Regions from separate parts of the Homo sapiens genome. Here region 2 is linked to region 1. A link is a loop called in an ENCODE intact Hi-C map of the cell type or tissue named here. Cell type or tissue: spleen. All regions are shown on one strand. Each heading gives the region's core, and the rest is flanking DNA. Links, peaks and the distances in the headings are about the cores only. Region 1 overlaps PANK3 (pantothenate kinase 3). Region 2 overlaps RARS1 (arginyl-tRNA synthetase 1).

Region 1 (10,031 bases), core at 4,379-6,878:
GTTTCCAACAAAGACAACTCTGTTTATTTTCTAAAAGAAAAGAACAAAGAAAAAACTTGTAAAAATAATAGATTTTACAATATAAAAGGTTTCTAAATATTTATTTAAAATTTATTTTAAAATGCAAAAAAACACAACTACGCTTTATTAGTATAACACCTACTACATTCCTGGCATATAGCTGTATAATCCTGAATATTTAAAAATTAGTTCTGCACACATCATCCAAAATCCACAAAATGTGTAACACCAAGAGAGAACCCTAAATTATGGACTTTGGGTGATGATGATGTGTGCACAGGGTTATGGACTGTAACACATGATCACTCTACTATGGGATGCTGAGGATGGAAGTGGGCTGTGTGTGTATGGAAGGTGGTATATGGGAACTCACTGAGCTTTCCACTTAATTTTACGTGAACCTGAAACTGATCTAAAAAATAAAGTCTACTTTTAAAAAAAGGTTCCAGAAAGACTCTAGCAGATGATTTCAGGTGAGATTTGTTTTTGAAAATGGCCAATAAATAGCCCCCTTACAAAGTCATTTGGAGACACATTACTGATGTGATTAAAAAAAAAAATCAAAACATGGTAAGTACTATAAAATGCATTTAGTTGATAAGTAGCAAACTTGGCCCACACATTGCAATGCATGTTGAACAATGACATGCAACTGTGGATTCTACAGAATTGGAGAGTAATACTGACTGGGGTACTGGCATGTGCATTCCCCTAGGATTCTAGCATTCTTTCTCCGTCCCCTGCCTGATTCATCAAATCATTCTCTCTCTGCAAAGATTCCACACTAATTTGGTTTCTTAGATTATCTCTATGATTAGGAAATCTTACAAAGGGGAACTGGTGTTTGAATCACCAGAAAACTTATTTCGACTCTCACACTATACTGACTTTTGAGTAGAAATCTTTGTACATAAGTTGGGATACTGTAAACCATGGCCTAAATTATTGTTAACTCAATTGGTCAGTGGAAATTTAGACATAAAGGGCTAAGAATAAAGGTCTCAAATTGTTGTCAGCTCCCAACATGGTCTACTAGTAACTCCATCAACCAACTAACACTTAAGTTTCTAAGTTATTAAAAAACTGATGAGACCAAGTTCTGGATTTAAATACAGAATAATTCAGAGGATTTGCATATTTGTTCTCTCTGCTGGAAGCTTTCTCCCCAAAATGTCTACATGCACAGTTTCCCCCTCACCTCCTTCAAACCTCTGCCTAAGAATCACATTTTCAATAAAGCTTTCCTTTAACCACTCAATTACTTAGCAATTTGTCCTCTACCACTCTCTGCCCTATTCCCAATCCTCTTTATCCTGTTTGATGGTCTCTTTTTAAAAAAATAGCACTTATCACCTAATACACACTACACAATTTACTTAATATGTCACTAGAATGAATGCAAGCTCCACAAAGCCAGATCTTTGTTTTCTTCATTAATATGTTCCAAATACCCAGAACGATGTCTGGCATCTGGTAATCAGTAAATATTTACTCAATGAATAAATGAATGAATGAACAAATGAAGGGTTCCTTCGAAAAGCGTACTTCCCAATCCATTTAAAGTATTTGATATTTATAAAAATTAAACGGGCAAATATATCTATTATTATATAAGGAAGCTAGAATTAAATATATATATTCTCTTCCAAACAAAGAATCCCAACTATATGGTCAATCTAACAGTATATCCTTTTCACACTTTTCTTGTAACAATAAACACCACTCAAATATCATGAAGAACAGGTCTCAATGCCTTCATAGCCCTGTACAATGCTGCTTGATCCATATGCAACAAGGCAGCACTGTAAAGAAGCCGAGGGCAGTAAGAAAACTTCCAAGAATTTCACTAATCAAATGCAACATTAAGCACTGGTGGTATAGTGGTGAGCATAGCTGCCTTCCAAATGCAAAATTAAGACTAAAAAAAATGCTTTCACAAAGTATCTCAAAATGTCTTATGCTTAGAACTTTCTTTTACATCCTCAAGGGATTTAGGTTGTGTTTTTCTGAAAAAAAATTCTGAATAAATTTCTCCTATTTCAATTTGAATTATCTGCTACTTTCTTTAAAAGTAATATAGCAACTGGATACGTAACATATATACCTAATGAGTCTTGGCATTTAATGGGTTACATCTCAATCCCAGAGGCCTCCTTAGGGAAAGTGAAGAAGCCCTGCTAGGTGTATATAGGACTCCAATTCACATTTTTGATAATTCAAGTTTTGTGTTTTTTGTTTTTTTACCTCATTAACAGCACACATTCGTGCCACAGAACCAATGTTATTGGTGATAGTAACTAAAGTAGCTCTTGCCAGATCTTCTTTACTAACAGATTCTCGCTTCTCCTTATAAATCATATTCCCAAAACTGCAGAAAAATGAAAAATAAAGTCAAATCTGCTGATAAAAAGCAACATTTTACGTATTAACAGATATATCTACAACCTGGATATTTTTATAAAATTAGGACCAAAAAGTAGAAACACATAGGGATAAGATCAAAACAAACTAACAAAAAAAATCTATGCAAGAGTAAAGTAATACCTTTCAAAGAATTAAGGTTAAAATGACATCTCAAAAAAAGCATAGTTAGTTATTATAAGAAAGCAAAGATTACCAAAATATCTTCACTTAAACCTGATTCAAAACAAATTAGCCAAAATTACAAAATGTTTCCAAAAGTATCTCAGCTTTAACTTCAAATTCTTTTTCATTCAGTCACAAGAAACATTTATGACATACCAAGCTTTGTGCTGGAGACAGATAGTCCCTCAAACAGTGAATTAGTCTAGTGCAGCACTGTCCAATAGAAATAAAATACGAGTAATATATAATTTCATATATGTTCTATTAGCCACATTAAAAAGGTAAAAATAAACAAGTGAAATTAATTTTAATTGTACATTTCATTTAAGCCAATATATCCAAATATCATCAATTCAACATGTGGCACTCATAAGCCAAGTGCCTTACGTGGCTAGAGGCTACTGTAATGGACAATGCAGGCCTACATACAAAAGACAGCAAGAGAAGCGCTAACAGTAACAGGGAAAAAATCCAAACAAAGGCTAACCCCAAACAAAGGCTAACCTTGGAAATACAAACAAAAAAATATCTTTTATTACAGTGGTAAGAGAAAAAAGTTAAGAAGGTATGAGGCAGGGCTTTCAGAGCAAAAGGACCAGAAAAAGCCAGAAAAAATGAGAAGAAAAATCTTAGGCAGAGGCAACTAAAGGTTAAAGGCACACAGAAATGAGAAATGAAAACATCTATGAAATCACAAGATGTTTGGTCGGAGTGAAGCGTCTATGCAAGGGAGAGGCAGGAGATATTACTGAAGAGTGAGACAAAGTCCACTATCAAAGGGCACTGGATTCCCTGACAAAGAACTTGGGGTGCACAAGCAACAATGGTTAGGAAGCATAATGGGAGACAAGACTGATAAACAACAGAACAGTAAATTTAAAATATTTAGGAATCAATTTAAAAAGCCATGTATGGACATATTTGGAGAGGCCTTTTTAAATGTGTGAAAGGCACAAAAGTAGCCTTAAACAAACAGACAAGCTAAGTTCTTCAACAGCAAGACTTACTATAAAGATATCATTTGTCCCTAAGTTAATATGTAAACTTACTGAGATTCCAAAAACATTTTTGTAATAGAGAAAATGTTTGCCAAGTTCATACAGAAAATCAAGCAAAGGAGTGAAACTAGCCCTTCTAGAGATTAAAACATACTTTTTATGCCTCTATAAAGCTGAAAGTATAATGCTGGTACATCAACAGAATGAAAAGCCAGCATATGTAAAAAAGCCATCTCAAATCAGTGAAATAAAGATGGATTATTAGACATTAGGGCCTTCTGGAAAAAAAAACAAAAAACCTGAAAAATGAAAGCATGATCTGTAACTCACAAAATACCCTAAGATAAACTATAAGTAAATCAAAGATTTAAGTATAAAAATACCACCATTAACATATCAGAAGAAAATAAGGGTTTATTCCTTTATATATTTGGAATGTAGAAGACTTACTTACTATGAATCAATATCCAGAAGCCATAAAAGAAAAGACTGATAAATTCAACTGTATAACAATCCAACAGAAAAGTAGAACATGAACAATAACTCACAGAAAATAAAATATGCAAGGCTCTTAACCCCAGTGTTGGTAGGAGAAATGTAAATTAAAATTACATTAAGATACCACTTCTCCATCTGATTAGCAAAAATGCAAAAGTTAGCACTCTACTGGTGAAACAGGCACTTTCATTTACCGCTGGTGAGAGTGAAAAACAGTACCGCTCTTTTGCATAATTAACAATATCTCAAAAATGCATTTGCAATCCAACTTTTGGGAATTTATCCTACACCTGTATAAAATAAGGTCAACAACATGTAAAGATTTCTATATGGATACTTTAGAGTATATATAGTATGCCATATAATGGTAGATTACCTTTTGTATATGGGGAGAAAAGTAAAAATATGTATTTGTATTTGCATAAACACTGGAAAGACACTCAAAAATTAAAAAAAAAAAAGTTTCTTACAAGGTGCACTCAGGGTAAACTTCTTAATGTATACTTAATTTTTAAATGACATCAATGTTCAAAACTTGGAACCTAAACTGGATAAGAGAAAGCACCCTTACAACTTTCTGTTACATTGCTTTCCAAAAACATAAGCAACTTGAATTACTTAACTTCTGTAACTTAAATAACACAAATGTTAAACTTACCTAGATGCTACAGCCCAACCTGGCAAACCAAATCTTTCATAATCTCCTCCATAAATATCACGGACCAGCTTGTCAGCTTGTGTGCTATCACCTTTGGATGCCATTTCAAGAGCCTCTTCAAAACTTTCACAGCCAGTCAATAAACTGCATAAACCCAGAAAGGTACCCCCTCCAAGGCTAAAGAAAATAAAGAAACTTGCTAAGTTGCATTTATACATTATATTCTTTCTCTAAAGTAAAAGGGTGGATCATTCATGTATTCAATGAACACACAGAAAAAAAACCTATGACTAATGCTGAGTGCTGAAATAACATAACGAAGGCAACAAAAATTGTTTAGTAAAACCAAACTTGTTAGATCAAAGAATAAACCAAAGAAAAAAATCACTTGGTGGAAACATGAGGAAAGGAAAGACCTATTAAATCTCTCCCAAAGTCTTCACCTAATACCTTACACTCTGTAGTTACCAAAGATAAATTGTTGTGTGTGCATTAAAAAGGAATAAATGTTAAAAATCAGTACCATATTAATTACAAAGAGAAAATCTGTAATTTTTCTTTTGAGACAAGGTCTCACTCTGTCCCTCAGGCTGGAGTGCAGTGACCATGATCATAGCCTAATGTATCCTTGAACTCCTGGGCTCAAGCAATCTTCCTGTTCCAGCCTCCGCAGCAGCTAGACTACAATGCACACTACCACACTGGACTAATATATATGTATATATTTTTGTAGAGATGGGGGTCTCACTATGTTTCCCAGGCTGGTCTTAACTCCTGGTCTCAAGCAATCCTCCACTTTGGCCTCCCAAAGTGTTAGAATTACAGGCATGAACTACCATGCCCATCTTTGTAATTTTAAATCGTTTCCAAGAAATGATTTTGGGAAAGGCTTCTTTACTTGGCCTGACATGGATGAAATCAATTCAATATGATACACTAATATTTCACATGACCTACACATAAATACAATGAGTAAATTTATGTCCAGCTGGCCAACATGTCAATTACAGAAATTTATTTGCTTCTATTATTCTTCTGGATATGCTCACAGAATGAAATCATATCTAATTCCTAAACTGTAAACCTTTGCTCCCTAGTCTCATCTAAATTTCTAGCAAGTTCTACCCCTGAATCACTGTTGGATTTAGTTAACAGACTGAACTTCTTTTAGAGTTAACCGAAGAAGGCAATAGCAGTGTACAATTCTTTGGCATAGAGAATTACAACAGAGGTGAACTTTTAACCACCATAAAAATAAAGTACTAATTAAGTATAATTTAAACAGAATTACTACTTTAAAATTAAAATGAGTTTTTTTCACAAATTAATCTAAAGTATTTGAAAATCTTTCTTCCTTAAACTGGAATCTTCACCTCTCTGTAAAAGTTGATAAAATACATAAAAGAATCATGAGTTTTATATCTTATTTCTCATTCGTATTTCAGGTATTACAGAAAAGTATGTGGGCTATTTGGGAACATTAATGTTATCACAAAAAGAAATCACATTAATTCATCCTATAAGAATAAATTACAATGTTCCCCAGTACTGCAGTTTAAGGGTTTACATATATTAATATCCATTAAAAAGTCAAAAAATAGGTAAAGAAGAAAAATGCTTTGGAAAAAAGAACAAAATATAAACATAATAAAGTTTAAAATCAATAGAACACTGTTGCTTCCAAGTAAATGCTCCAGTTAAATTCTAGAAAAAACGTTACCAGACTCATTCTAGATAAAAATTCACTTTACCATTATGGAAATTTTGATCCCAACTGATGCTGACTAATAAACATTTAATAATTTCAGTTTGAGTCTTGACATACACATCTTATAAAAATACATTATCTGTTGGCTGGGAGCAGTGGCTCATGCCTGTAATCCCAGTACTTTGGGAGGCCGAGACAGGCAGATTGCTTGAGCTCAGAAGTTCAAGAGCAGCCTGGGCAACATGGCACCCTCTTTCACTTAAAAAAAAAAAATATATATATATATATATTTTTTTTTTTTGCTGTTGTGCAAATACATGCTCTTTTACTGGTGAAAATGACATTATTATACTGATTTCATAACTTCTGTGTATAAAACAATGTGAATGCAGCAATACAACCAAAAAGGTCACTACCTTGTCCCAGTCACTCGTTTATAGTTGTCTTTGGAATGGACTGCTAAAATACTGACTCCTGAGCCAATGTTCACTACAAGCAGTGGATAGGGATCATCCAGGTTAAAAGGCATCTTTTGGCATCGCTCAGGTTCTGAGGCATTAGCAAAATAATAGCACTCGGCTTGTCCATTGAAACTGACAGAGTCTATATACAGCAAGCCCTTTACAAGGCAGTCAAGTTCATCCAGTTTGTGCAGGTGGAGGTTTCCAATCTGTTAAAACAAACAAACAAAAACAAAAAAGGATGACATTCAAAAACACTCAACTATATGATTTTCCTGTATTACTTTACAAAAATTAAAAATGGTCTATGACCCCCACATTTTCATTTTGTTTCATGTCAGAATCTCTTTCGGGATTTCATCTAGTCCACTGGTCCTCAGTGAGGGTGGTATCACCTCACTGCTAGTTTTCTAAATGATGGGGAGGAAGGAAGGACCAAACTGACATTTAGTGGGCAGGGACTTGTGATGCCAGACATCTTTAATGGGTGTGACATTTCTGCAGACCAAAAAATTATCCCATCTATGCATTATCTTTGAGTGTTCTGCCAGTCATTTTTATAGTGGCAGTAGGAAAATTATTTATAATTATCTGAGGCTAGAGAATAACAAAGTTATTTTACCTATCTGTCTGTGTATACAAATACAAAAGTATTCGTCCTATGGATTCAGTCACTCCATTCATTCATTCATTCATTCATTTTTGAGACAGAGTCTAGCTCTGTCACTCAGGCTGGAGTACAGTGGCATGATCTCGGCTCACTGCAACCTCCACCTCGTGGGTTCAAGCGATTCTCCGCCTCAGCCTCTCAAGTAGCTGGGATTGCAGGCGCCCGCCACCACGCCTGGCTAATTTTTGTATTTTTAGTAGAGATGAGGTTTCACCATCATTGGTCAGGCTGGTCTCCAGCTCCTAACCTCAAGTGATCCGCCCACCTTGGCTTCCCAAAGTGCTGGAATTACAGGCGTGAGCCACTGTGCCCAACCCACGTAGTTTTAAATATATACTAAATTTGCTAGGAATTGAACCACCACATAAAGCAAGGGAAAATTGTACTTCTTACTGTTTGGAATTTTACCAAGTGTTTGTTTAGCATGTTGGAGGGTCATGTCACCAACAGCAATGCCATTTATGGTATCTTATTTTCCAACAGAACATACCATATCAATCTGGCATGTGTAGCTTTGGTATTCATGATCAATCTATGCATAGGTGCAAGCATATAACTACTTCATGATGTCCTCTGGAATGATCATACTGTTTGTTAATCTACCCACGGATAGATTAATTTCTGATTAATAACTGATACCTTAATCTCCTGTCTTTATATTATAGTTTGAGTACTAGTTTGAAATGATTACATTCATCATTTCAGGTTAGTAAAAAGCGTATTATAAGACACCGTTTATAAAACATTGCAGCTTAGATATCACTTCCTCTGGGAACCTCTTCAACTCTCTAGCTGTTGTTACTCCTCTGTGTTCCCAAGGCACCTCTTTTCATACAGTACTACAGATCTTTACCTCAAATTATATGGGTCTCGCTTCTATGAGCCATTTAAGTTATTTATATTCCTTCTGAGACAGGGTCTCACTGTCACCCATGCTGGAGTGCAATGGCTCAATCACAGCTCACTGCAGCCTCAATCTCAAGAGCTCAAGCAATCCTCCCACTTCATCAGCCTCTTGAGTGGCTGGGACTACAAGCACAGGCCACTATGCTGAGCTAATTTTTTTATTTTTTGTAGAGACGGGGTCCCACTATATTGCCCAGGCTGGTCTCCAACTCCTAGCCTCAAGTGATCCTCCCACGTCAGCCTTTATATTCCATTAACAGTATTTTCTTATGATTTTCAGAAATTAAATTATTCACATTTACATTTTCAAGAAAAACAAATTTCAGTGGTCCTAAACAGAGCCATTCTTTATTCTAATAGAAAAGACTAGAAGCTTGGCAAACCACTCTTTGAACTCTCATTCTAATGGAAAAGACTAGAAGATGGCAAACTGCTAACAGCACATAACTCAAACCAATACTCATAGTTCTCCTGCCAGATCCATTCAAATCACCCCATTTGACACAGGAACATGGCAGGATTAACAGCATAAAAACAGAAAAAAAAGGGTAACAGATTTTCATTCAGGTGTCCATTATACTAACCAAAAGACATTGGTTTCCAGACTTAGGGTTTGGGAAGGAGATGGCCCTGGAAGATTAATATTATTTGAATAAGTAATATTCCAAAAACCATGTAAATGTAGGACAATAGTGAAAATAATTCAAGCTTCATTTATATCTGGCTTTGTACACTGCCAAATTCATTAAAGTCCCCAAATCCCCTTTTTATTGTAGCTTTGTAGTACAGCCCTAAACAAGTTTTACCAAATATTATGTGCAACAACATGACCAAATCCGGGCAATTTTTACTCATCTCATAAACGTGTTTAAAACGCCCCAAGTGAAAGGCAACCATGGATACATATTTCCCACTGCATGTGCAGGGAGAATTAAGGAACATGCTAGATGGAAACCTACTCTCATATTTAAAAACAGGTATCAATTTTCAGTTTTGAGTAAAAGATACCTACTGTGCGAAAATCTTTTTCAAACTTGTAAGCACCACCTCCTGTAGCACATAGCACCGTCTGCAATGTTGAGAAGTTTTTATCTCTTCCCATTTGGATAAAAGTAGGCAGGTCCTGGGTTGGAAACCTGATAAAGTGCAAGTTCCCTCTTCGGCCAAAAAGTGTTAAATCTTTCAGTTCAAGGTGTACATCCCGAATGCCGGTGGATCCATATGCCACGTTAGAAGTCAAATATTTCCGAATACTTTTTAAACTCTCAACTTCTTCTTGCTCTTCCTCTGCTGTGATATCAATAGGTTCAAAGTACGAGAGCTTTACTAGAGTTCCCCCAATGTCCATGCCAAACCATGGGAAAGCTATGGGAGGAAAAAAAAAAAAAAAAAAAAAAATATATATATATATATATATCCATTTTAGAAACACAAATTAAAAACCAGTTAGCCACAAACTTCATTTACTCTGAATCATGCATTCAGGCAATAATATGTATTGGGTAAGACACATGTTCCATGTGGA
Region 2 (2,500 bases), core at 1-2,500, 70 kb before region 1:
AGAGCGAGACTCCATCTCAAAAAAAAAAAAAAAAAAAAATAGTTCCAGGTATTTGTGTGTAACGTATTTGGAAATAGAGATCATGTAGTGTGGGCACTTTCTATGCCTCTTGGCACTATTGATACTTTAATCTGTCATTCATAATGTGATTGGACTTCTCTGCTTCTGCCTTTTGATGGTTCTTAACGTAAAATGCATCTCGTGCCTTGTCAGGTGTGCATTTGCGAGTAACTTGCTGAAATCTGTTGTGTAATGAATCATTTTATATTGTGTTGTAGATGCTCAAAACCAAGGAACAGAAAGTTAATCCAAGAGAAATTGCTGAAAACATTACCAAACACCTCCCAGACAATGAATGTATTGAAAAAGTTGAAATTGCTGGTCCTGGTATGACATAATGTTATCCTTCTTAATAGTTGTATTGAACATGAGTCCTTTTTGAAGTTAAAAAAGAACACACATTTTAATTACAGGGTTAAACTTTGTATACTGAACAAGATGGTGAAAGCACTGTGGATTGTGATATAGGAAATTGAAGTTTTAATCTAGACTCAGCTACCACTTTTAGCTGCCTTATCTTGAATGAGTTACTTTGCCTCTCTGTGATTCAGTTTTTCATCAGCAAAATGAGGATAGATAATGGCAGATAAGTCTTCGGCACAAGGGCCTTCTGTTTTCTGTTAAGAGGCGAACAGATTGTTTGCTGAAAGTGAAAGGGCCCTGAGTTAAGTAGGAAGGTTTCAGGAGAGTGGTGAAGGCTTGAAGTAGACGGTGAGACAGGAGCTTACAAGACAGCTTAAGTCAAGGCCACAACTGGTATTGGAATCCGGAAGAATTTTGCCAGAGCCAGGTCAGTGTCTGGAGCAAATCCTTAGGAGCGAGTGATTATTCAAGATAAGACAGTATCTGATATTTTTTCTCTTCTATCCATTAGGTTTTATTAATGTCCACTTAAGAAAGGATTTTGTATCAGAACAATTGACCAGTCTTCTAGTGAATGGAGTTCAACTACCTGCTCTGGGAGAGAATAAAAAGGTATATGTACACTCTTCTATTAATATATTAGTATCTTAGAACTGCGTGGAACCAAGCATGGTGGTATGTGCCTATAGTCTCAGCTACTTGGGAGGCTGAAGCAGGAGGATTGCTTGAGCCTAGAAGTTCAAGGCTGAGGTGTGCTGTGATCGCACCTGTGAATAGCTACTGCACTTCAACCTGGGCAGTATCATGAGACTTCATCTCTAAAAAAGAAAAAGAAAAACGAACTGCATGGAAAGTGCTGAAACCGGGAATGGATTTCACTTTTATACTGAAATTTAATCATTCACATTTGAGATTATGAACATTTATGAAGTAGCCTTTCCCCTGGGTCTAGCATGTTGTGTGATTTTTTTTTTTTTTCACTTAATTCCACAAGGCATTTGAGGTAGCCAATTGATACACAGATATCACTGAAATAGAATGGATAATTTGTATACATGAATTTGATTCTTTTTCAGTTAAAAATATACAAGCAGATCCATCATAAAATCAAACATGGTTGAATTACGGCCCAAATTAATGTTTAAGTCTGAGTTTGTTATTAAATGTGTTATTAATGAATGCATTGGAACAAAATGTTTATGCTCCTCTTAAAAAAATCTTTCTCTCTTTATGTTTATGCCCCTCTTAACAGCCTTTCTCTTTTTGTCTACCCCAGGTTATAGTTGACTTTTCCTCCCCTAATATAGCTAAAGAGATGCATGTAGGCCACCTGAGGTCAACTATCATAGGAGAGAGTATAAGCCGCCTCTTTGAATTTGCAGGGTATGACGTGCTCAGGTATGTGCTCTTGCCTTGCGTACTATTCTCTTTCCTTATTTTCTTGTTTGGAAAATTCTATAGAACATGGAATATCTCACTCAAGAAAGAACATTCGACTAAATCAGTGGTTCATCAGCTTAGTTCTTCTTTACAACCACCCAGTAAGCTTTTAAAATATGTCCTGAGCCTTTCCTCTGAACCTTTTTTACTATTTTATTTTTTTAGACTCTTAGTGGAACCAAGGACAAAACTCCTTCATTCTACACATGTTTCTTGAGGACCTCTTGTATGCAATGGGTTTATATCCTAGCAGGGAGAGAAGTAGTAAAGAAACAGGTTGTTTTGGGCCTTGTAAGCTGTGAGAGGCAATTGAGATTTTATTCTAAGTGTACTGGGAAGCTATTAGAGAGTTTTAGTTTGTGAAGCAGGGTGATCAAATTAAAGATTAGCCTGGGTACCATGGCTCACACCTATAATTCCAGCACTTTGGTAGGCCAAGGTGGGAGGATCACTAGAGGCCAGGAGTTCTAGGCCAGCTTGGGCAACATAGCAAGAACCTGTCTCTATTTTTTATATTTTTAAAGAAATAAAAATTTTTAAATAATACAAATTAAAGATTACTCTGGTTACTTACTGTGAAGAAGCTAGACAAAGAAGGGAGACTATAACAGTAAGTGTTAGGCCAGGCACGGTGGCT

What was found. A loop is a pair of places that touch in the nucleus more often than their neighbours do. Peaks named below come from ENCODE experiments on the same cell type or tissue, not always from the same donor. Only the 100,000 strongest peaks of a DNase experiment are listed, where the experiment ranks them.
Region 2: a loop joins it to region 1, with 2.9 times the contacts of the local background. A loop is called at or near these places in 53 of 110 quality-filtered maps.

The regions. Positions count from the first base shown.
Region 1 is chr5:168,559,128-168,569,158 of GRCh38, forward strand. It overlaps PANK3 (pantothenate kinase 3), which reads right to left. Exons shown (of 7, transcript NM_024594.4): 2 at 9,519-9,871; 3 at 6,886-7,139; 4 at 4,762-4,938; 5 at 2,266-2,389; 6 at 1-30. It overlaps MIR103A1 (microRNA 103a-1), which reads right to left and starts at 1,846; the gene lies at 1,769-1,846. MIR103B1 (microRNA 103b-1) reads left to right here and starts at 1,777; the gene lies at 1,777-1,838. In spleen, for the core only: no CTCF peak of the experiment used is centred there; no DNase peak of the experiment used is centred there; H3K27ac peaks cover 412 bases.
Region 2 is chr5:168,493,616-168,496,115 of GRCh38, forward strand. It overlaps RARS1 (arginyl-tRNA synthetase 1), which reads left to right. Exons shown (of 15, transcript NM_002887.4): 4 at 279-387; 5 at 935-1,035; 6 at 1,700-1,821. Among named protein-coding and RNA genes, the nearest start is that of RARS1, 8.4 kb to the left of the region's middle. In spleen, for the core only: no CTCF peak of the experiment used is centred there; no DNase peak of the experiment used is centred there.